Regions from separate parts of the Homo sapiens genome. Here regions 1 and 3 are each linked to region 2. The links are chromatin loops, found by intact Hi-C in ENCODE. Cell type or tissue: B cell. All regions are shown on one strand. Region 1 overlaps CBLB (Cbl proto-oncogene B). Region 2 overlaps CBLB (Cbl proto-oncogene B). Region 3 overlaps CBLB (Cbl proto-oncogene B).

Region 1 (8,000 bases), 55 kb before region 2:
TCTCCTTAAATATTTCTAATACATTTAAGCAAATACAAAACTCAGTTGTATATTGGTATGGAGACAGTTCCTGATTCTCAAGTCCAGCTATCAGGGTTCTGAGCAGTAACCTTAGTTAGGTTCTAGTTCTGTATTTCAATATTGACACGTCAAAAGGAATTGGTCCTGGTAATTTCCAAATTTTTTGAGTCAATGGCTATAGTGGAATTTTCAGCCTAATTCCAATAATAAATGTTTTGCCTTTTAGTTCAACAGAAAAGAGCAATATTGCTATTGAACCAATTCTTTTATGCACCAATCGGTGCCCTACAAAGTTCATCATTTTATAATGTGACTACAGATTTGTTCTTTGTCAAAGCTCTTCTGTGTTAGTACCAAGCTTCATTCTAGGAAGCAATTTAGGTATTTCTAGAAGAGGTGTAACCATTTGAATCTGAACTTGACCCTGGTGGTGAGCTTGATTTTCTCTCTAATATACTGCCTTTAGAAAAGCAATTTTTCTTTCCTGGCTTTTGCAGCTCCTTGCACATAGCAGGTATTCAATAAATATTTATTGAATGGAATTGAATTTGACCTGCTTAGAAGTCATAGTCCTGATGTAGGGTTATTCATTTTTGGCAGAAGCTGTCATAAATCACAGGGTTTAATAGTAATCCAACTGATGAACTGCGCACCCAGTGGCATACCGTAGTTCAGCATTGTATGTTGCACTTTCCCAAGTGCAAATTTAGAAAACAGTTTAGCCTACAGGGCCTTGATGAACTGACTCTGGCCTATTTCAGATCTCTCGTACTACTCACTCACAGCCTTCCTTCCTATGCTCTGATCTTTTAGAATAACTGCATTTACTTCTCTCTTAACATGCTTGCTCTCTGGTGTCTCTTAAGCCTTAGCACACTCCTTTGCCTAGAATACTCCTTTTGGCAAATTTAAGTATGTATTTCCTGACACTCTTATGTGGAGATGAGTGAGCTGCTGCTTTTCTCCTGTAGCAGTTTGTACTTGCCTCCATCATAGCACTAAATTCTCCTGTAATTCTTTTCCTAAGCCACCAGTCTTTCCCACTAGGCAGCTGCTTGAGGGCAGGTGTGTGATTTATTCCTTTCTGTGTTCCCTAGAGCCTGAAACAATGCCTGCCACATAAATGTTTGTTGAATTAACAAATGGGTCCTGAAGTTTACGTAAATTTGCAAATGGAATAAAATAAAAATGTAAATGAGTTTAGCAGGGATCATTAATTATATGCCTAATTTTAATTAAATTGTGATACAGTTAGAAAGATCAGCCCGAGATTCAGAAGATACAAGCTCTTGTATTGGATTAATGATATTTTAATGGTCCCTTAATCTTTCTAGTTCTTAGTTTTTTTAAATCTGGAAATGAATGGATTGGGTGGAATCTTTACTAAGATCCCTTAGAGCAAGAATTACATTGCTCTTAAGTTAATTATAGAGAACTACGTCTCTTCTGCCAGACTCTTTGCATCTCTTTGAATCAGGAAGTATGTTCTAGTCATCTATAATTTCCTAGCTCTAAGCTCAGTACCTGGCATATAGTAGTTCAAGCAATTTCCACCTGATAAAGCAATAAATTCCCACATGGAATTACAGTTTTAAATAAAGCAAATGAGAAAAAAGTTCAGATAAAGAATAGTGAATTAAATATTTGTAAAACATAAACGTTTCTGTCAAAGAATATTTATGTGGAATGTCTGGAAAAAAAATACCTGACAGAAATTTTGTATGTATCAGTTAAAAAGTTCTCTAGTAGAGGAAATGAATTTGAAGCTACCTGGTCCCCAAACTAGAAGAAAATAATGTATCAGTCTGTGACATGTTACACCAAGTTTTATGTTGCTGACATTAAACTATGCCTGCTGTAGAATGTTGGTGGCAATATTCTTGGTATTTATGTATACTTGTGATAGTATTTTTGGTTTAAATAATTTAAAAACCATATTCTTTTTCAAGCAGGATTTGTTAAATAATTGGCATATTTGGGACTTAATCTTTAGGGCAGAATGAACTCTGATTATACTAACGTATCACGTATTAAAAAGGGGGTAAAAAAAGCTCTGTCAGCCATTTTCACTATACTTTGTAAAGATTTGCTGTTATTTAGTAAATGAGATGACATCTTACCTTTCCAAGGACTTTCTTGGAGATAAAAATACTATTATTACTTTTTAACTAAGCCTATACCTTTGGATTATTAATTTGAATACTTGATACTTTAGAGTTCAATTGTAAAAATAAAGGAAATAATACAATCAAACTATTTGTGAAAAAAAAATAGCAGTCAACCAATCCATTAATTTGTTGGTTATGTACTCAGCAATTCTGCTTTAAGGCATTGTTTACAAAGAGGAAGAATATAAGATCATGCCCTGGGTTAATGTGAAAAACATCTTAAATTAGAGGCTGATGGTTGGAAATTTGAACCAGATTTTTCTCTCCATCTACTCCCTCTGAAAAAAACCCTGATCCCCAGTGATTTCTTTTTTTTTTCCTTTTCTTTTTTTTTTTTTTTTTTTTGAGATGGAGTCTTGCTTTCTTGTCCAGGCTGAGTGCAGTGATGTGATCTCAGCTCACTGCAACCTCTGCCTCCCGGGTTCAAGTGATTCTCCTGCCTCAGCCTCCTTAGTAGCTGGGATTACAGGCACCTGCCACCACACCCAGCTACTTTTTGTATTTTTAGTAGAGACAGGGTTTCACCATGTTGGCCAGGCTGGTCTCGAACTCCTGACCTCATGATCTGCCTGTCTCGGCCTCCCAAAGTGCTGGGGTTACAGGTGTGAGCCACTGCGCCTGGCCAATTTCTTTAAGAAAGTAAGTGTGATAGTGTGTATAAGAGTACCCTTTAAATTTGTTAGTTCCTTGATTTATTGTGTTCGTTATGCTTGAAGTTATTATAGTTCGATTGTTTATTTGTCCCAGGCACTTTTATGGGTGCCCAGAGGCAGATCCATGTTTTATGTCCCCTGAAACTTATATGATTTGAAAGAATCTTTCTAAATATAAAGAATACGAAAGTACAAACATCAAATTGTTTATGAAAGTGAATTTTTTTTAGAATGAGAAAAATCCACAAAGCACTATAGTTTTTAAAAAGCCGGTATATCTACAAGTGATTAGAGAAATAATCTAGACTAGTTTTTGGCTCTGTACATTTTATACTTTGATTATCTTCCGTTACCGCATATACTTCCAGTTTTGGGTGTCATGAAACACATTCAAATTGCCAGATTTGAATTGGATTTCACTGTTCCCATGGTAGGCTAGTCAGCATTGTGGGCACCTCAGGTATTTCTAAAACCATCTTTTAAAAAAAGTTCTATTACAGATTTAAAAAATATTGTATTTATTTAAGGTGTATAACATGATGCTTTGATATATATACACATAGTGAAATGGTTACTACATCAAATAAATTAACATATCCTTCACCTTCCATAATTACCTTTCTGTGGTAAGACCATTTAAACTCTGTTCTCTTAGCAAATTTTCAGAATACAGTATTATTAGCTATAGGCCTCATGCTGTACATTAGATCTCCAGTATTAATTATCCTACATAACTTCAAATTTGTACTCTTTGACCTTCTTCTCTCCATTTCTTCCCCTCCCCATCCCTGGGGCCCACCCACTGTTCTACTCTCTGTTTCTTTGTTGCTTAACTCCTTCTTTTAAGATTTTGCATGTGAAAATGAGATCATATATTAATAGTATATTCTTTCTTTGCCTGCCTTATTTCAGTTTCATTGGGATTGCTGACAGTAATTAAACCATTTTACAGGAGTGACTGTATGCCTCACATATACCTTCCATTAAACCCAAAGTAAATGTGTCTTCAATTCAAATTTCCATTAGCCAGATTCCAAAAATACCCACAGCCACTCCAGTGCCACCCAACAGGAGGCTTTAGCCAATTATGTTTAAGATATTATACTCTTAGGCCGGGTACGGTGGCGCACACCTGTAATCCCAGCACTTTGGGAGGCCGAGGCGGGTGGATCACAAGGTCAGGAGTTCGAGACCAGCCTGACAAAGATGGTGAAATCCCGTCTCTACTAAAAATATAAAAATTAGCCAGGTGCGGTGGCAGGCACCTGTAATCCCAGCTACTTGGGAGGCTGAGGCAGGAGAATCACTTGAACCCGGGAGGCAGAGGTTGCAGTGAGCTGAGATCGTGTCACTACACTCCAGCCTGGGTGACAGAATGAGACTCCGTCTTAAAAAAACAATAAAATAAAATAAGATATACTCTTGACAATTTGACAAAAAAAAAAAATACAACGAGGGCCTTAGAAGAGAGCCATGTATCTTTATGATCTTTATGTGAACATTTAACCTTTTGTAAGAGTGCTGTCCCATTACACTATATAATGCTACTGTGCAATTCTCAATTATTTCATTTGAAAGTTATTTATGTAAAGAGTTGATTATGCCCTTTCTGGAGGGATAAGAATGTGGTGGACTAACTTACTCTTGGCTAAATCACATGAACATGTAGAAGTGAATACATTAGTTGGATTACTACCTTCTCTGGCCGGCAGAAGGTACTTTCAGTTCTGCAGGCAGCCCCTGAACGCCCCAGTGGTTGGGCAGCACCTGTGATGGGATGACTGAACCGTTATATGCCACATGTTTATAGGCGTGGTAGACAGTATGGGGAGGTGGAAAAGACTGGTTCTGACCTGACACACATTTACTACTTAATAACTCAGTTATTCAAATTGCACCTCTTTGTTTTATTGTCCTCGGGGTTCAGAACAGTACACCAAAACGCTAATTAACAAACTATGAGACAGCAACAGCTGGGAATTCAGTGTAGTAAAATAACATATAAATGTGAGACATTGGTTGTCAACAGAGAAGGCCCATTTCCTCATTTTTATTTAAAAAAAAAGACTATCAGTGATATACAGTGATTAGCATACTGGAGTTCTTTTAAGCTATGCACAATGAGGTATCTTAGAATTAAACTTTAGAGGTTCAAAATAAGGATATGATATAGAAAAGATTGAATGGTAGGAGAACAGAATAGGATTTATTTATATTATGACAAACGTGACTATCAGTTAATAAATTGGAGATAGTAAGTTAAGATCATTATTTATATTATGGAAAAATGAAGAAATAGGACATGGTTCTCTAACTTTTTAATTTTTCTGTGAAATAAAATATTATGACTTATTTTATTTTTATCTTTGTTTTTAGGTAAGACTGTGCCAAAATCCCAAACTTCAGTTGAAAAATAGCCCACCATATATACTTGATATTTTGCCTGATACATATCAGCATTTACGACTTATATTGAGTAAATATGATGACAACCAGAAACTTGCCCAACTCAGTGAGAATGAGTACTTTAAAATCTACATTGATAGCCTTATGAAAAAGTCAAAACGGGCAATAAGACTCTTTAAAGAAGGCAAGGAGAGAATGTATGAAGAACAGTCACAGGACAGGTAAGAAGAATATTTCAGATGTTTTGGTGTAAAGGTCATTTATGTTGCTTTTTACTTAATAGTTAACCTAAACGTCACCATGTAATTGTTTTGGGGTAAATGTGAGTCGCTTTGTATATAGTCATGTGGTACTTAACGATGGGGATACTTTACAAGAAATGCATTTTTAGACAATTTCATTGTTGTGTGGACATGATAGAGTGTACTTACACAGAGCTAGATGGTATTACCTACCGCACACCTAGGCTGTATGATGTAGCCTATTGCTCCTAGGCTGCAAATCTATACAGTATGTTACTGTACTGAATACTGTGGGCAGTTGTAACACAATGGTAAGTATGTGTGTATCTAAATATACCTAAACATAGAAAAGGTATGGTAAAAATACTGTATAAAAGGCCGGGCGTGGTGGGTCATGCCTGTAATCCCAGCACTTTGAGAGGCTGAGGTGGGCGGATCACTTGAGGTCGGGAGTTCGAGACCAGCCTGACCAACATGGAGAAACCCTGTCTCTACTAAAAATACAAAATTAGCCCGGCGTGGTGGCACACGCCTGTAATCCCAGCTACTCGGGAGGCTGAGGCAGGAGAATCGCTTGAACCCAGGAGGTGGAGGTTGTGGTGAGCTGAGATTGTGCCATTGCACTCCAGCCTGGACAAAAAAAAAAATACTGTATAAAAGATAAAAATGGATAACCTGTAATAACCTGTATAACATGCATGGAGCTTGCCAGACTGGAAGTGAGTGAGTGAACGGTGAGTGAATGTGAAGGCCTAGGACTGTTACTGTACACTACTGCAGACTTCAGAAACATTGTACACTTAGGCTACACTAAATTTATAAAAAAAATTTCTTTTCCAATATGAACAGCCTACTGTCACATTTAAACTTGATAAACTTTTAATTTTTTTTAACTTTTTGACTCTGGTATTAACAATTAGCTTAACAAAAATATTTTCTTTCTATATTACCCTATAAGCTTTAAAAAATGTTAAAAAATTAAGTTTTAAAAAAAATTTTATAAACTTTTTAAAAACTAAGACACAAACACACACATTAGCCTAGGCCTGCACAGTGTCAGGATCATCAATATTATTGTCTTCCACCTCCACATCTTATTCCACTGGAAGGTCACACAATATGTAACTTTTTCAGATTGGCTTCTTTCACCTAACAATTTGCATTTTAGCATGGAGCAATAACATGCATGGAGCTATCATCTGTGATAATAGTGCCTTCAGGAATACCTCCTGAAGGGCCTGCCTGAGGCCCTTTTACTGTTAGCTGTTTTTTAATAAGTAGAAGGAATACCCTATAAAATAATGTTAAAAAGTTTATAGTATAGTAAATACATCAACTAGTAATATAGTCACTTATTATAATATCATTATCAAGTATGTGTTATGCATAATTGTATGTGCTATGCTTTTATGTGACTGGTGGCACAGTAGATTTGTTTACACCAGCATCACCACAAACATGTAATATGTTGCACTATGACCTTGTGATGACTATGACATCACTAGGTGATAGGAATTTTTCAGTTCCATTATAATCTTATGAAAGCACTAACATAAATGCAGTCTGTCATTAACTGAAATGTCCTTGACTGAAATGTCATTACGGGGTTCATGACTGTATTTGCTTTTAACATTAATAGCTTTATGTGAATTTACTTATGATAGTAGCTAGTTCATGAGACAGTATTCTCAATGTTTTAATAGACTTCATTTTCAGAGTCATTTTAGGTTTACAGGAAAATTATTCAGAAATTACAGTTCCCATAAATCTCCTCTGCCCAAGCAGTTTCTCCTGTTCACATCTTGCATTGGTGTAGTGTGTTATAGTTGATAAACTATTGTTGATACATTATTATTAACTAAAGCCTAGAGTTTACATTAGGGTCCACTTTTTGTGTTGTGCTGTTCTATGCTCCATAAATGCATAATGTAATATATCCACCATTACAGTGTTATATAGAATTGTTTCACTGCCCTAAAAATGCCCCGTGATCTACTTACTGTCTCACTTCCCCCCCTGAACCCATGGCAACCGCTGATCTTTTTACTGTCTGTGCAGTTTTGCCTTCTCCACAGTGTTACATAGTTGGACTCACACAATATGTAACTTTTTCAGATTGGCTTCTGTCACCTAACAATTTGCATTTTAGGTTCCTCCATGTCTTTTCATAACTTGGTAGCTCATTTCTTTATGCCACTGAATAATACTCCATTGTGTGGTTGCATCACAGTTTGGTTTTTCACTCACACCTTGAAGTACATCTCGGTTGCTTCCATTTTTTGGGTAATCATGTATAAAGTTGCAATAAATATTTGTGTGTAGGTATTCATGTGGATTTAGGCTTTTAACTCATTTGGGTAAAATACCTAGCAAGATTGCTAGATTTTCAGGGTATGCATAAGTTTAGAAAGCACATAAGAAACTTTCAAGAAAGTTTGTAAGAAACCCCTTGACTGGTTCCAAAGTGGCTCTACCCTTTTTCATTCCCACCAGCAACGAATGACAGTTCT
Region 2 (8,000 bases):
TGGAACAAATAATTAAAACTATTACTTCATAGATTTCGAGGATAGAGAGTGGGGCTCAAGTGAGCCACAACTCCCTGTGCCTTACCTGACTTTCGACTTGAGAATGGTGGAAGTTATAAACATTGCTTTGAGTTAGGCTTCTTTTTACTGACTTTTGAATCATGAGGAGGTAGGTGGTCCACTCCATGAAAATGAACTCTGAACGTCTTTATGCTACCCTTGACACTTTGAAAGGAGCCGTATTTAATAGGAAATAGCACTTACGGAGGAGAATCTGAGACATGCAAGCCGCCATACAAAGATAAATCAACAGGGGCTTGAAAAATAAATTGCAGGCCTCATAAATTCACAGCCTCTCTTCTAAAATACTAAGCCTAAAGAAATAAGTAGAAGTTCCATAATTATTCTACAAATTGTGTATTCTGAATCTCTTGGGTAATTATCACAACTAAAAATTACGTATTACAATAATCACAACCAGCAAATTACCTGAAATTGCTTGCTCAGTGAATATCTTTCAGTAACCAAAATTTGTACATAAAATGACTATGCATGAGTGCTATTTATAATGAGCACTTGTTAATATTGGCTGTGTAAAGACTTCTCCGATTTCTCTAATTTAATTTTCATCAACACTACGGGTTTAAATAGTACCTGCTTCAGTATCTAAGCAAAGGGGTTTTATTTTTAGAATAAAGCAGTTAAATTACACTGGTGTAATGGAACACTGTATCAAAATATATACATATATGTGTATAAATTCTAAGAAAATACTATTTAATTCATATGTTAATCCCTTTGCTAACTTCATTACAATTTTTTCCATTAAATGAAAATTAAGTGTCTTCTAAATGTTTTATGGAGTTCAAATTAAGTAGTTGAATCCACTGATGACTATAAAATGTGTGAGCTGCTTCAATAGTTGTATCCTGAAGTACAGATTGAAGGTGTGTCTAGATGGAGCCAGCTGTACATCTTCCTCTTCTAAGCTTCTCTCCCAAAACATAGGGGCAAGTAAATGATTTTTATAGGTAGATGCTTTTAGGATTTGAATATTTTTGTCATGTATTGGTGTTAGCTGTGGGTCCGTTACAAATCCCGTGGGACCTTCATTGGTGTGAACATTAGTGTATGGGACTTCCAGTCTGATCTTTGGCACCCATGCAACTTTCTCTTATGTTTTTAGTTGGCAACTCTGGAGAATACTGGTTCCTAAGCTCTTTTGGCTCACAGATACCTTTAAGAGTCTAATGGTGACCTAGGGATTCTCTTTACCGGAGAGATGTACATAAGCATGTGAGCGATTTTGCATAAGGCCAAGGAGGAATTAGTGAGACTAAGAAGCAAACTGGGAACTGTTCCAGCTGGAGAGGACACTGGTGTCTGCCTGTTTAGGTAACTGCAAATCTTATGCATGAAAGCTACAGTAAGGAAAGAGGCTAGGGGCAGGGGCCGAGTAATGAAGAAAAGAATCTGACATCCAGGATGCTGCAGGTATCTTTGGATGTATGAGTTTCTCCCTGGGGTATTTCAGATTTATTTCATGTTAGTGGCTTGCTTGTGAGATTTTTCTTGAAGGTTATTACAGTGATTCAGTGAGTTATTGTTGGCTAATTGATGTTTTTATCATTTCTGGTTTAAATGTATATATACTTTCATTCACGCATTTGAACAAGGCTGTTCTCAGTCCCTTTTAGAATCCAGGCAACTTCCTCATCTTTCCCCACCATCCTGTGGATCTTTCAGGATTTTTCCAAGGTTACAGCTCAAAGTGTCGTGTTGACAGGCTGGAGCTTGTCACCATTTCTAAAGTATGTTTTTGAATGAATTCAATATCCTTGATTCTTATCCCAAGGAGTTTTAACACACTTTTTGTCATTGTTGTTGTTGTTAGCAGTAGGCTAGCTTAGAATTGTAACTTGCCCATGCCAAAGCAACAACAACAGATTGCAAAGGAATCTTCAAAATGGGCGGTGGGCAAGGCCCAGCCTGTTTTAGGAAGTCCCCTAGCTGTTTGCTGTACCACAGTGAAGAAGAAAGTGAAGAAGACCATTTCATGTAAATGAATGCAGTGATGTGGGTAAGCACATCAAAGTTCTTCGTAAAATGAAAAAATTGTTCAGACCTGTCTTAATGGTTAATGCTTACTTAAAAGTCTAAATGACTAATTTGACTAGCCATTTGTTAGAGGATTACTCATTTTAACTTTTGAGTTCCTTATACTTAAAGTAGCTAAACACATTTTAAATAATCTGTAATACATTAAAATATTAAAAATATGCTTTTCTCATTAAAAATACTATCTTTTACCACTTTTATAAGTAGGGTATTTTACACAGTGATTAAGTATCATTTTAGTTTCCTCTACCTAGGTTTTATAAGCTATTAAAGTTATAGACCATTTATCTGTTAATAATGGCTGCTGCTGCTTTTTATGCTATTTTCCTGAGTGCGTTAAAGGTTATTTTTATTAATTAGCCAATATTTCAGCCCACAGTAAGGGTAAATCCTCTCTAAAAAATTTGGTTTTCAGCCTGCTCAACTCACAAGCGATTAAGAAAAAAACAGTTGTGAGAATTCATTAGTGAAATATTTAAGAAACATGTTTTAAGTCTCTTCCCGAGATTTTTTTTTTTAAAGCATGCTGAGATAGCCTTCTCTCACTTTCTCCCTCTTACTTTCACATGACATATAAGCCAAATGGATCAGTTCTTTTTGACAAAGTGTGCATTGTACTGTCATAATTTGTTTTCATGTTTATTATCTAAATTCGATTTGTGTAGCAGTTTGGTAAAACCCAGATTATATGTATGTCTTTTCACTTTGTTCCTTCTTTCTTCCTGTGGTAATTTACTATAATTGTATTTTCCCAGTAAGTCAGATCATATTAGAGACATTATTCCTTAATTATCAGTAGGTGTCCTTGGAATATTGCTTAGCTCACAGGAAGTGGGTGGGGGGGTTTGTGTATATTTTGTTTTCCTAGAAATTTTTATGTAATTCTAGGTTATTGTCAACAACCTGCTTGTAACCAGACAAAACCTTGCTATTTCAATAAGTCTAAGGCTAGTTGTTCTGTCAAACACGTGTCTTGACAGTGAGTCTCAGTCATGGTGATGCATCAGAAATCATCTGGCGAGCTCTTAAAGCAATACCAGTGCTTTGGTACCGCTAAGGCTGTGATTGAATTGAGCCAGGATGGGCCCTGGTAATGGTAGGCTCTACAAGTTCCTCAGATGATTCCGATATGCAGCTCACCTTGGGATTCGTTGTGTGTTAGAAGGAACTAGGAAGCATCCTCCTACTCAGTGGTTTTCAGCCTTGGCTCACATTGGAATCATCTGGGGGAACTGAACTCTCTAATAGCCATGTCCCTTCCCCAGAGATTTTATTGATTCTCTGGGATACTGGTCTGCACATGCGGATTTAATAAAATAGCCAGGTGATTGTAACATACAGGTAGGTTTGAAAACCACTGACCACCGCTTCTGTTTTTCAGATGAGGAATTTGAGGCCCAAACCAAAGAGATTAGGTGACTTGTCCAAGATCCACAGAACCACAACTAGAACTCAGATCTTCAGACTTGTTATCAAATGTTTTTACCAGGACATCACATATTTTTAAGAAAATGTGGGCTTTGGTATTTCAGATGTACTTTTAAAATTATGTCCCTGGCTGCTTAGTCTAAAAAACAATGTTTATTTTATTTATTTTAATACTGGAAATATGAAAGGACATGACTAAGATCCAGCCATTACCTTAGTTATGACATAAGAGACCTTAGGAGCTGAGAATTAGAAACGTTCATGTATCCTATAACTTGTCCACATTTTCTAGAAGCAAATCAGGCAAATAAATAACCCAACTGAAATTTTCTTAGGTTAGATTAACTCCATGTCACTATTTCTATAGCAGGAATTGTAAATGCCTGTGTTTATAACATGGGTCATTCTCTAGGAGAATGTTTAAAAAAACATTTTATTGTTTTCTGGGTTATAGGGTGAATATTATAGAAATTTTGGAAATATATGAGTATAAATAAAAAAATCACTTGTATGTAATCTTATCATCCAGAGATAACAGCACAAACGTTATGTTGCAAATCAAAATGGTGAAATGCCTTTTTAATGCTTGTTATGCGGGTGTTTTCCAGTTGTGCATAGAATAACTTTATATGAAAGGCACTGAAACACACTTCATGATGCAACTGTTGCCTCATCTATTTAACAAATGGTACTAATTGTGCCTATTTATGTAGTTAATAAAAATGTAAAGATAGCTGAAAAGTAGCTTTTCCATGCTCTAATGTTCTCTTACATAACGTCTACCCAAAATATCCTTGTTTGTTTTTTCCTGCCCTTTGTTTTGCTAATTTGCTTTTTTATTTTGATAATACCCTCTTAATGTTTTTACTTTTTTCTTCATTTTCTTAACTGCAGGGATTTCTTTTTTTTTTTTTTTTTGTTCTTTGTCATTATTTACCATGTGTTTCTTTCTCTCACTGCTATTCATTATTTTCCCATTTCTATTTTTATTATTCTGGTCATTGTTAAACATTTCATTTTTCCATCTAGATACTTTGTTAGATCTTGAAGGATTAGCAACTAATTGTCATCCTTGAGATCTCATCTTAACTTTTAATCAGTATTGATATTTCTTTTAAAAGAAACAAGACCCTTTACTGTTCTGGAGTCCAACTTAATTAGTCACCTTTTGTCTTTCTCTGTGATGCTCCTGCCATCCAGAACAACAGCATAATGCCTGACCCCCTCTGTCTCACACACATATAAGGCAGGCAGTTAGGAGATTTTGACATCTAGGCTGCAGCTTTTCATTGAAAATCTTGCAGAAAATCTTGTGTTTGCATAAATGCATGTCACTCAAAATAAGCAGCAAAGGGGAAAAAAAAGAGTAGCTCTTGGGTTTTAAAAGAGGAAGTTTACTTCCCCTACCCCCAGTCTCAATATTTAACATCTGGTTCTGACTAAAGATGGGGAGGAAAAACAGACTTAAATCTCCATTCATCCTGTCTTACCACCAAACAGTGTGATCACTGATAGCATTTCTATTTCTGTTGTGGTCTGTATGATCAGATGTTTTTGTTAATGATTTGTAAGGGAAGATAATGCCTTATATTTCTCTGAGTGGTTATAATGTAACGTGCCAACATTTCTAATCTCTAGATAGGGCTAGATTTAATCATTATTTAATGAAACTTTGAAGGAAATAAGTTATTGCTGGACCTCATGTGTTTCTGTCTTATTTCAAAGAGAAAACAAAAAACAGAAACCTTTAATTAATCTACTGATAATATTTATTTTATTTTAAAATTTTAATTTATTTCAACATTTGAATAAGTAATACATTCAAATGGGCAGAAGTGAAACAGTCTTGTGAGATACCTGTTTTTTAAAACTCCATTTTAGAAAAGGAATTAACTAGGACTTTATATCTCTTCGTTCAATATAATTTTAAAGAAGAATTGTTGAAAAGTAGATATGTTTTGCCATTTGCTGAGAATATTTTGTACGTTAGCTTGTCTCTTACAAAAACTAAATGTGTTCCTACTTCTGATAATGTATGTCAATTTAAAATTTGGAATGGCCAAGGTAAGTTGCTCTGCATCTGCCCTTCATATGGCTCCTGAGCACAGCTCAGTGACTGGCCCTTGCAGTGCTTCTACCGTTGTAATGGGTAAAACCAGGGGAAACTGCCTTGCTCTTGAGCTTGAGCAGGTTAATCAAAAGGATAGAGCTTCCACTTCTCATTATTCTCCTTTCTACTTTGATGGGCAGAATAAGGGGATGCTCATGGAAGAGAAATTCACACCCATGAAAAGCAAATTGCCCTGATGTCTGAATCACATTACAAATTTGAATTAAATTACAAACTTAAATCAAGTCTAATGTTACCTACATTGTTGTACATGCCATCAGAAATTCAAAAGCATTTTATTGGACAACTGAATATTTATTGAAGTCCAGAATTTATTATGTAAACTTGGTGGTTAGATTTTTCTTTCTCTTTCTCTGTCTTTTAACCTTTATTTTAGGTTCAGGAGTAAATATGTAGGTTTGTTATACAGGTAAACTACATGTCATGGGGGTTTGGTGTACAGATTATTTCATCACCCAGGTAATAAGCATAGTTCCCCATGGGTAGTTTTTTGATCCTCTCTCTCCTCCTGCCCTTCACCCTCAAGTAGCCCCTGGTGTCTGTTGTTCCCCTCTTTGTGTCCATGTGTTCTTGGAGAGAACTAAACATCAAGTGAGAGCTAAACAAGAGGATATATGGTATTTGGTTTTTTGCTCCTACATTAGTTTGCTTCAGATAATGGCCTCCAGCTCCATCCATGTTGCTGCAAAGAACATGACCTCATTCTTTTTTATGACGTGTAGTATTCCATGGTGTATATGTACCACACTGTCTTTATCCAGTCTACCATTGATGGCATTTAGGTTGATTCCATGTCTTTGCTATTGTGAATAATGCTGCAGTAAACATATACGTTCACGTGTCTTTATCGTAGAATGATTTATATTCCTTTGGGTATATACACAATAATGGAATTGCTGGGTGGAATGGTAATTCTGTTTTAAGTACTTTGAGTAATCAAGATTGCTTTCACAGTGGCTGAACTAATTTACACTCCTACCAGCAGTGTATAAGTGTTCCCTTTTCTCAGCAGTGTATAAGATTCCCTTCCCAGCACCTGTTATTTTTTGACTTTTCAATAATAGCCATTCTGAGTGCTGTGAGATGGTTCCCATTGTGGTTTTGATTTGCATTTCTCTAATGATTAGTGATGAACATTTTTTCCTATGCTTGTTGGTTGCATGTATGTCTTCTTTGGAAAAGCGTTTGTTCATGTTCTTTGCCCACTTTTTAATGGGGTTGTTTTTTGCTTGTAAATTTAAGTTCCTTATGGATTCTGGATATTAGACTTTTGCCACATATGTAGTTTGCAAATATTTTCTCCCATTCTGTAGGTTGTCTGTTTACTCTGTTGATAGTTTCTTTTGCTGTGCAGAAGCTCTTTAATTAAGTCCCATTTGTCAATTTTTATTTTTGTTGCAATTGCTTTTGGCATCTTCTTCATGAAATCTTTGCTAAGTCCTATGTCCAGAATGGTATTTCCTAGGTTATCATCCACACTTTTGTAGTTTTGGGTTTTACATTTAAGTCTTTAATCCTCATGAGTTGATTTTTATGTATGGTGTAAGGGAAAGGGTCTAGTTTCAATCTTCTGCATGCTAGCCAGTTTGCCTAGCACCCATTTATTGAATGGGAAGTTCTTTCTCCATTGCTTGTTTTTGTCAACTTTGTCAAAGATCAGATGGTTGTAGGTGTGAGGTACTATTTCTGGGCTGTCTATTCTGTTCCATTGGCCTTTGTATCTATTTTTGTACCAGTACCATGCTGTTTTGGTTACTATAGCCCTGTAATATAGTTTGAAGTCAGGTATTGTGATGTCTCTAGCTTTGTTGTTTTTGCTTAGGATTGCTCTGGCTACTTGGGCTCTTTTTTGATTGCATATGAATTTTAAAATAGATTTTTTTCTAATTCTGTGAAGAATGTCATTGTGGAAGGAAGATAAATTTTTAAAAAATCACGGTGTTGGCCTGGCATAGTGGCTCACTCCTGTAATCCCAGCACTTTGGGAGGCCGAGGTGGGTGGATCACAAGGTCAGGAGTTAGAGACAAGCCTGTCTCTACTAAAAATACAAAAATTAACCAGGCATGTTGGTGGGCACCTGCAGACCCAGCTACTCGGGAGGCTGAGGCAGGAGAATTGCTTGAACCCGGGAGGCAGAGGTTGCAGTGAGCCGAGATGGCGCCACTGCACTCCAGCCTGGGCGACAGAGCAAGACTCAGTCTCAAAAAAACAAAAACAAAAACAAACAAATCACAGTGTTATGGTATTCACCATAAAAGATGAAAAACAAAAAACCATAAGCCAACTTTCTGATATTAGCCTCAGTTCATGGACTTCGGCTAT
Region 3 (8,000 bases), 77 kb after region 2:
AGAAAAAAAAAAAAAAGGAAAATGGCTTTTGAGCTCCTGAATGGAACAAACCCCAAACTGTGTTCTTCATATCTTCCTTCCAAAATAAAAATGTATATCTTTGTCAGTTGGATATGCAGCTATGTTTTGAATTACTGCCAAGGACTTTAATTCAATTAAATGTAAAATTAATTTTCCTGTGGTTATTCTTCCTGTATATTGTTTGATATAATTTAAAAGAAAGATATCAGCGTATTCAAAATAGTAATTTACAAAAAAATCAATAAACTCTGATTTTAATGTGGAATATGATTAAGGAGATTTATAGATGTTCCATATGTAGAGAGTGTTGTTGGGAAAATGTATATAGTTGTCTGAGAGAGGTGAGAAACAAGTTCAAATGATCACTTTTAAGGCAATAAGAAATAATCTTTGGCCAGGCGCGGTTGCTCACACCTGTAATCCCAGCACTTTGAGAAGCCGAGGTGGGTGGATCACATGAGGTCAGCAGTTCAAGACCAGCCTAGCCAACATGGCGAACCCTGTTTCTACTAAAAATACCAAATAACTGGGCGTGGTGGCGGGAGCCTGTAATCCCAGCAGCTTGGGAGGCTGAGGCACAGGTGAATGGCCTGAACCCTAGAGGCAGAGGTTTCAGTGAGCTGAGATCACGGCACTGCACCCCAGCCTAGGTAACAGAGTGAGATTCTGTCTCAAAGAGTAAAAAAAAAAGATAAAATAAAATAAATGTTTTACTCTATCTTCCTTCAAAGGCGACCAGTCTTCACATTTCTAGCCTCAGTGAAATTTTATAACTTAGGTACTACAAATAGAAAATAATACTTGCCTTTACGAACGTTTTAAATTGGCACTTTTGTCTTTAACCACCCGTTGTGTCTTTTGTGTAAATGAGTGATTAAATGTTGGAGCTTCCCTTTCACGTTGGGAGTAATAAAGAAGCTGCGAGAGTTGTCCAAACACGTTATAGTAACATTATGAACTAGAGCGATGCACTAGAAAAGGAAAGGAACTGATGGATATGAGAAAATAAAATCTGGTAGAATAAGTGCTTGATTCTTAAGTCTAATGACTAAATTAGATGGATGCCCACTATATTGTAGAGTGTGTGGACCGTAACAGATACTGGCACTTTGGAAACATTTTCAGTTGACTCCAACATGGATCTTTTATAGGTGTTTTTAAAGTTGACACCATTTTTAAAAAGTGTTTAGAATGTAGACTCATTCTAAATGACCAGCTCATTCTAGACCAACTTCATGCATTAAAATTTTAAATTGGATTCAAGCAACAAATGTTTAAAACAAAAAGCTTTTACTATGTAAAAACGTGTCCTCAGAAATGGTATAATTATTCAGATACATTTTATGTCTTCCTGTTAAAGAGCTGAAACTTTTCAATTAGAGCGAACAGAATATTCATTGATTGTAGTAGTTTTTTTAATTTTGATATTTGCAATTTGAACAAAATAGTTTTAAATTTTTTACATTTATGAATGATCAGTAGTAGCAACCGGCTATTTTTCACCTTTATTTTAACCTTGACTATGAATCTGAGATTGAAAAACCACTACATGCTGATCCTATAGTGTAGTGTTGAAATGATTAGACTCTTGAAATAGATCCCCTTGTTGTGATTTCCTACTTAGTATTTTTTGCTATGTGACCTTCATCAAACTAGTAAACCCCTTTTTCTTGTTGGGGAACAATAATTGTACCTACCTTATAGGATTAAATGAATTAATATTTAGAGAGTGCTTACAACAGTGCCTGGAATTTTAGTTATTATTGTTTCTAATAAAGTGCTTAGGAGATATCTCATATTTCCAGTTATGATTAATCTATGCACATTGATAATTCTGCAGGTTTAAAATTGTATTCATTACATTACAAAATGGAATTCGTATAGAGATACGAGTTTTTTCAAAAGTTAAGATATGTTTCCTTAGTTTTCTTATTATATTTATTCTTGAGACTATTTTTATACTAATTATGCCAACTGGAATTTTTATAGCACTTTATAAAGCTTTAAACTAATTTATCTCATTTTATCTTTATGGTGTCTCTAAATGTGCATTATCTCATTATGCCCTGTAAATAAGATGCAATGAATTGCCCAGTGTCACACAGCTGTAATTGGGGAAGGTAGAAGTCCAGTCCAAGTATCCTAATTCAGAATGTCTGTGCTCCTTTTCTGATTTACTATGCAGGCTTTTATGGGCATCCCAAATCAAAACTAAAAGAGTCTAGATTCACCAATGTCTTTTTTCCTTGTCCATCATAATAAACCAGAACCAAAGATCTCTCCTGCTCTGGGGCATTTTGTCTAAGATTACTATTAACTATCCTTCCTTATTCTTTCATTCGTTCTTTCAGCCAGAAGTTATTGAGTTTCTGTGGGAGATACTGTGCTTTGAAAATTCTTGGTATGGATCCAACCTATTCTCAGTGCATTTATATACATATAATTTTTCCAGTTATAATTGCTATGTTTAAAAAAAGATTTGTGGCAACCTCATAGCTACATGAAATATAGCAAGGTAATATAAATTAGAAGTTATTGATAAAGGAAAAAATACATACATATGCATACACATACAGTAAAAATATAAAATGCACTCCAAAATGAGACTTAGGAGGCCCTATGTATATACCCTACAGCCCTTGATGTATATTACATATGTGGGAAGGCATAAAGTGATTGACCTTAAGTCAAAGTATGCCTCTAATAATCATGCTGAGAGCAAATAATTTATACTATATATAATGCTATCTTGAAAAACATTTAAAAGAAGGTATTTAAGATATAGTATGTCTGTCTTAGCAATATTTAAACAAAGTATGGAAGGTGATTGATACATGATGATGATGAGATGGTACTAACAATATTCATTTGGGTTTTTACATAGAGTATTTGTGGAGAATGTAGTATTATGAAGGTTTAAAATTTTTTTCTATTTGTTTGTCAATGTTAATTATCTGAGTTTACCTAAAGTTATATTTTAAGTAATGTCACTGACTTACAGTATTAATGGTTGAAATGTGAGTCTGAATTATTTTACTGTATTATGAGAAATGACAGAATTTAGTTTCAGCTGTGTATAGTATTCACTGATAACTTCTGTATCCTTTGGTTTAGAAGTATTTCTTATTCGAGGAAGTGAAACCTACTGAGTCATTTAGAATAGACGGAGTCCTCAGTACTTCCTCTTAACATTCACAGAATGGTGGAAACTAGAAAATGAGTTATTTATTGGTCTTTATTCTCCATTAATGCATATTATTTGATCTTGCATTAAGTATACATTGACAGAAACATTATTTTAATTATTGTATTGAAGACATTCTTCATGTGTATTTAATCAACCACCTGACAGAAACTAGGGCAGAGTAACCAAAGTAACATTTGAGACTTTATGGTTAGACGTCTAATTTGCATGTGACAGTAGTCCATTTATAAAGTGTGATGGATGAAGTCATATTAGAGTAAGTACCATTAGAGACACATTCATTGTGATCTGTGTTTTTGCAAATCAAAATTAATGGTCATTGCAGCTGTTTGTTGATCTGTTGAGTAATGTAAACTCTCAACAACAAAGCTGAAGAGAAGATGTATTTTGTGATATCTACTCTTATAACAGGCACTCTTAACAACATCAGTAATTTGTATAACATTAAATGTTCAAGTAGCATAGAGAAAAATCTAAATTCAGTTTTAGATGAACAGTTCTTTGTTTTTTCTTGTGCTATAAAGACACAGTTATTGCCTTTCACCTCCTCCCCCTTCAAAACTCAATATTTTCAGTTATCTCTTGTGAGGAAATATATCACATAAACTGGAAGTCATCCTTAACCAGAGCAATATGTAAGTTGACCCTGGAGGTTCAAAGAGAAACTTACGTAGCCTAATAGTGTGGCTTGCACATTCTATGCACTGTACTAAAAAATAATGTAACTTTCATGATTTCGATTGGGTGGAATAATTTTTAGTTACGATTAGGTCTTTAAAAGGTTCTTGGTTTTTAGTTATGATACTAAAATATTTACCAGTGAATTTATATGATGTGTAGGAGGTACTTCAAAACGATCTAAGAGTGAAAGGAACAAGAGAACATATAGATGAAACTGGACTGGGGATGAATTGATAATTGTTGAAGTCGGGTGATAGGTACATAGAAATTTATAGTTTTCCCTCAAATTTTATGTGTATCTGAGATTTTCTATAATAATTTTTTTAAATGTATGAGACTATGTACGTCTCAAAGTACTGCTTTCCATTCTTCATGTGTTAAAGACAGAGGGACCATCAGATCTTCAGATCTTGCTTTCTTTTTTTCTTTTCTTTTCTTTTTTTTTTTTTTTTTTTTGGCACGGGGTCTTACCCTTACACCTAGGCTGAGGGCAGTCATGCTGTCGTAGCTCACTGCAGCCTCAAACTCCTGGTCTCAAGCGAAGCCCCCAGCTCAGCCTCACGACCAGCTGGGACTTCAGGTGTGTATCACAACACCTGGCTAATTTTTTAAACATTTATTTTTTATAGAGACAAGGTCTTGCTATGTTGCCCAGGCTGGCACAGCTTGCTGTTAAATAAAACTATCTTTTTGAAATTGTCTTATGTAAATCTGTAAAAGTATTCCACTATAGGCACCTAATATGGATCTCTTTTGACTTTTATAACAAGGGGAGTTTTGCCTAAATGATAATATATATTGAATATGACTTTAAATTTAATACTCTTTTTATAGGAGAAAGATTTTGCTTTTCTTAAATATTTACTCCTGTGTTAGAAAATATCATTGCAAGGAGGTTATCAAAAATAGAAGAATTAAATCTTGGTTTTGTTATCTGTAAAATGATGGAGCAAATAATATTTAATGTGTTTTGAAGCCCCCTGGACATGAACATGTATGGTGGTAAACCTTGAAGGATTCTATATTTATATGTCTGTATTTCTTTATACCACCTTAGTTCAACTGTTTTACCATTCCAAGTTTCTTTTCCAAATTATGTACAAGCAGATGAATAAGAATATGTTGCAATTGATTTTTCTTAAGCAAGCTCAGTGTTTTTTGTTTTTTGACACTTTGTTTGGCAAAGGAGGTGTTCAATTTGTTGAGCTGACTGAGACTTAGAAAGAATAAACTATCACAGGATCTGCCACAAAGTAGATGTGAGGTAGTTGTTCAGTGAGAAGAGAGTGAGAGAGTTATTCCATCCTTGATCCAAACATCACTGTTGGGCAGGTAGATCACTAATTTCCTATTAAACCAAGTGGACAGGACAGTCCTGAATTAATTATGGAACAGTTTCTTTAAAGACGTCAGCTCTCTGCATCCCTTGTCTTGCCACTGAAATGGTGCTATTTCATCCCATTTCTCCCTTAAAGTAATTTTGTGATTTTTGCCACTTTTAAATAACACATTGCTAAAGTCAGGGTATAATGCAAAACCAAAAATCGGGTGGAGAATATCATATACCATCTTATCTCTAGAAAGCAATGTTGTCTGTAGGGCAAGAAAACAGTCTTTATTTCCCTGCAAATTGTGAATTTTTAATGTAGTTAGTTTTGAGAAATGAATGTAGGAAACTTTGAGCAAAACATCCAATAATGACCAGTAAATACATTTCCAGCCCAAAAGTATTTGCACAAATCTTTTTGTATCATATTGTTTAAAAGCAAGATAAGGGCAAAACTTAGTATCTCACAGAGAACTTTATATTTGAGCTGTGTGTCAGGATGACAGGCTTTCAGGACAGATGATGGCTTTTGAATATAAATGTACACATTTTAATTTTTCCTAATTGTGTATAAAGATTTTAAAATACACAGGCAGTTAAAACAAATATTTAGCCACAGTTAGATGCACAAGTATTGTATTTTTCTCACCGATACTACTGCTTTATTATGAATTTTTACCAAAATATACTTTTTTATGGAATGTTTGGTTAGTACTGCACTCTTTTCATAAGGAGAGATACGATTCAATTTCCAGTTTTCTTCAGGACTCTAATGCCTTGATACATTAGAATAATAAGTGAACAGTCAGGAAAATAAAGAGGTTTCTTCTCTTGGGAAAATCAAACTTTCTTAAAACTTTATTTTTCCTTCGGAAACTGAAGATACTGACCATTTATTATACATTTTGTTGGCTCCCTGTTCTATACCCACTACCACTTCAAGAGAAATCTTCCCCCACCTCCTACCCCAAAAAGTCTTTTTGGGGGTGTGACTTTTATAGTTGTAGAACATTATTAGCATTTCTCGGTACTGTTTATTTTGAACAAAACCAATCCATGCATTTTCTATTTGTTTAGGAGTCGGATGGTCAGGGCTGCCCTTTCTGTCGTTGTGAAATAAAAGGAACTGAGCCCATAATCGTGGACCCCTTTGATCCAAGAGATGAAGGCTCCAGGTGTTGCAGCATCATTGACCCCTTTGGCATGCCGATGCTAGACTTGGACGACGATGATGATCGTGAGGAGTCCTTGATGATGAATCGGTTGGCAAACGTCCGAAAGGTAAAACTAGAAACATGGGTTTAGTTAAGGTGATGTGACCATATGAAAAGGAAATGATGCCGTCATAAATGGAGTATGACTCAGCGTATTTGAGTTTAGAAAAGAGGCACACACACATACTAGCCTAGGCCTGTACAGGGTCAGGATCATCAATATCACTGTCTTCTACCTCCACATCTTGTCCCACTGGAAGGTCTTCAGGGGCAGTAACACACGTGGAGCTGTCATCTCCTATGATAACAACGCCTTCTTCTAGAATACCTCCTGAAGAACCTATCTGAGACTATGTTACGGTTAACTTTTTTTCATAAGTAGGAGTATACTCTAAAATAATGATAAAAAGTATAGTATAGTAAGTACATAAACCAGTAACATTCATTTATTATCATTATCACATATTATGTACTGTACACAAGTATATGTGCTATACTTTTATGCAACCAGCTGCACAGTAGGTTTGTTTACACCAGCATCACACAAACACGTGAGTAATGCTTTGTGCTATGACGTTAAGGTGGCTATGATGTCACCCACCAGGCAATAGGAATTTTTCAGCTTCATTATAATCTTATAGGATCACCATGATGTATGTGGTCCATTACCGAAATGTCATTGTGCAGGGCACAACTACTATAATGTTGACAGGCTGATATAATCATAGTTTGAGAGAGAACTAGATTCTCCTCAAGGTACTCTCATTGGTTTTAAACATCATAATGAGAGGTAATGAGAGTGTTTGTATAAAATTAAACGTCATCTAACACTGGCAATAGCAAATCTGTGAAGAAAAAATTTAAGAAAGGAAATTATTAAATTTGGAAATGGTGAAACTGAATTTGATTAAAAATATTCTTTGTTCAAATCTAGAAGAAGTGTCTGATAGAGTTTTTTCTTAATGGGAAGGCTGTCTCACTGTTTGGCTTCTAAGAGGTCACATAAGATTTACTTTTGTGAATTTACCAGAATCTGAGTTTGCTCATTAATGTTGTTGACTCACAAAAATTGACCTTGTCAGTTCACTGAGAATGGATGTTACTGCCCAGTTTAAGTTTATATAACCAGGTACACAACAGACTAGTCAATGAACCAGAATGCCAACTGATTAATTTACAGACCAGAAATACAGTGGTCAAGAGAGGTAGACTCTTGGATATCAGGCTATTCCCTGTACAGGAAGATACATGAAATCCCAATTACTTTCACAAATTTTTTGCTCTCAAAATCAGAGAAATGGGATTGAGTGGTGTGAAAGGTCTTCATATATGGTGCCACCCTTCCTCCTGACTTGGGCAGACATGGCTAATCAGTCATGATACTTACCGCCGCTGAGTTCAGACTTGGCCAACAGAGCCTTTCAACACAGCCCTGAAGATCTTCCACTGTAGTTCATTAGGATTTGGCAGGTAGCATGAAACCTATTTGCCATTGTCACTAGGTGGAGTGATGATAATGTGTAATGGCATCAGATTGTATTCACCGTATTCA

What was found. Hi-C counts contacts between places; a loop is a spot of excess contacts. Peaks named below come from ENCODE experiments on the same cell type or tissue, not always from the same donor. Only the 100,000 strongest peaks of a DNase experiment are listed, where the experiment ranks them.
Region 1: a loop joins it to region 2, with 3 times the contacts of the local background. A loop is called at or near these places in 30 of 110 quality-filtered maps.
Region 3: it touches region 2 in a loop (7-fold over the local background); 2 of 110 quality-filtered maps call a loop at or near these places.

The regions. Positions count from the first base shown.
Region 1 is chr3:105,850,883-105,858,882 of GRCh38, reverse strand. CBLB (Cbl proto-oncogene B) reads left to right here. Exons shown (of 19, transcript NM_170662.5): 3 at 5,219-5,469. Among named protein-coding and RNA genes, the nearest start is that of CBLB, 14 kb to the left of the region's middle. In B cell, a CTCF peak has its summit at 4,556; DNase peaks (open chromatin) are centred at 4,662 and 7,532; H3K4me3 peaks cover 633 bases; H3K27ac peaks cover 2,297 bases.
Region 2 is chr3:105,795,642-105,803,641 of GRCh38, reverse strand. The region is part of intron 3 of CBLB (Cbl proto-oncogene B); the gene reads left to right. Among named protein-coding and RNA genes, the nearest start is that of CBLB, 69 kb to the left of the region's middle. In B cell, no CTCF peak of the experiment used is centred here; DNase peaks (open chromatin) are centred at 1,251, 2,001, 3,171 and 4,941; H3K4me3 peaks cover 1,164 bases; H3K27ac peaks cover 3,738 bases.
Region 3 is chr3:105,718,562-105,726,561 of GRCh38, reverse strand. CBLB (Cbl proto-oncogene B) reads left to right here. Exons shown (of 19, transcript NM_170662.5): 10 at 6,312-6,515. Among named protein-coding and RNA genes, the nearest start is that of CBLB, 150 kb to the left of the region's middle. RefSeq lists an enhancer at 5,755-6,954. In B cell, no CTCF peak of the experiment used is centred here; a DNase peak (open chromatin) is centred at 3,171; H3K4me3 peaks cover 348 bases; H3K27ac peaks cover 694 bases.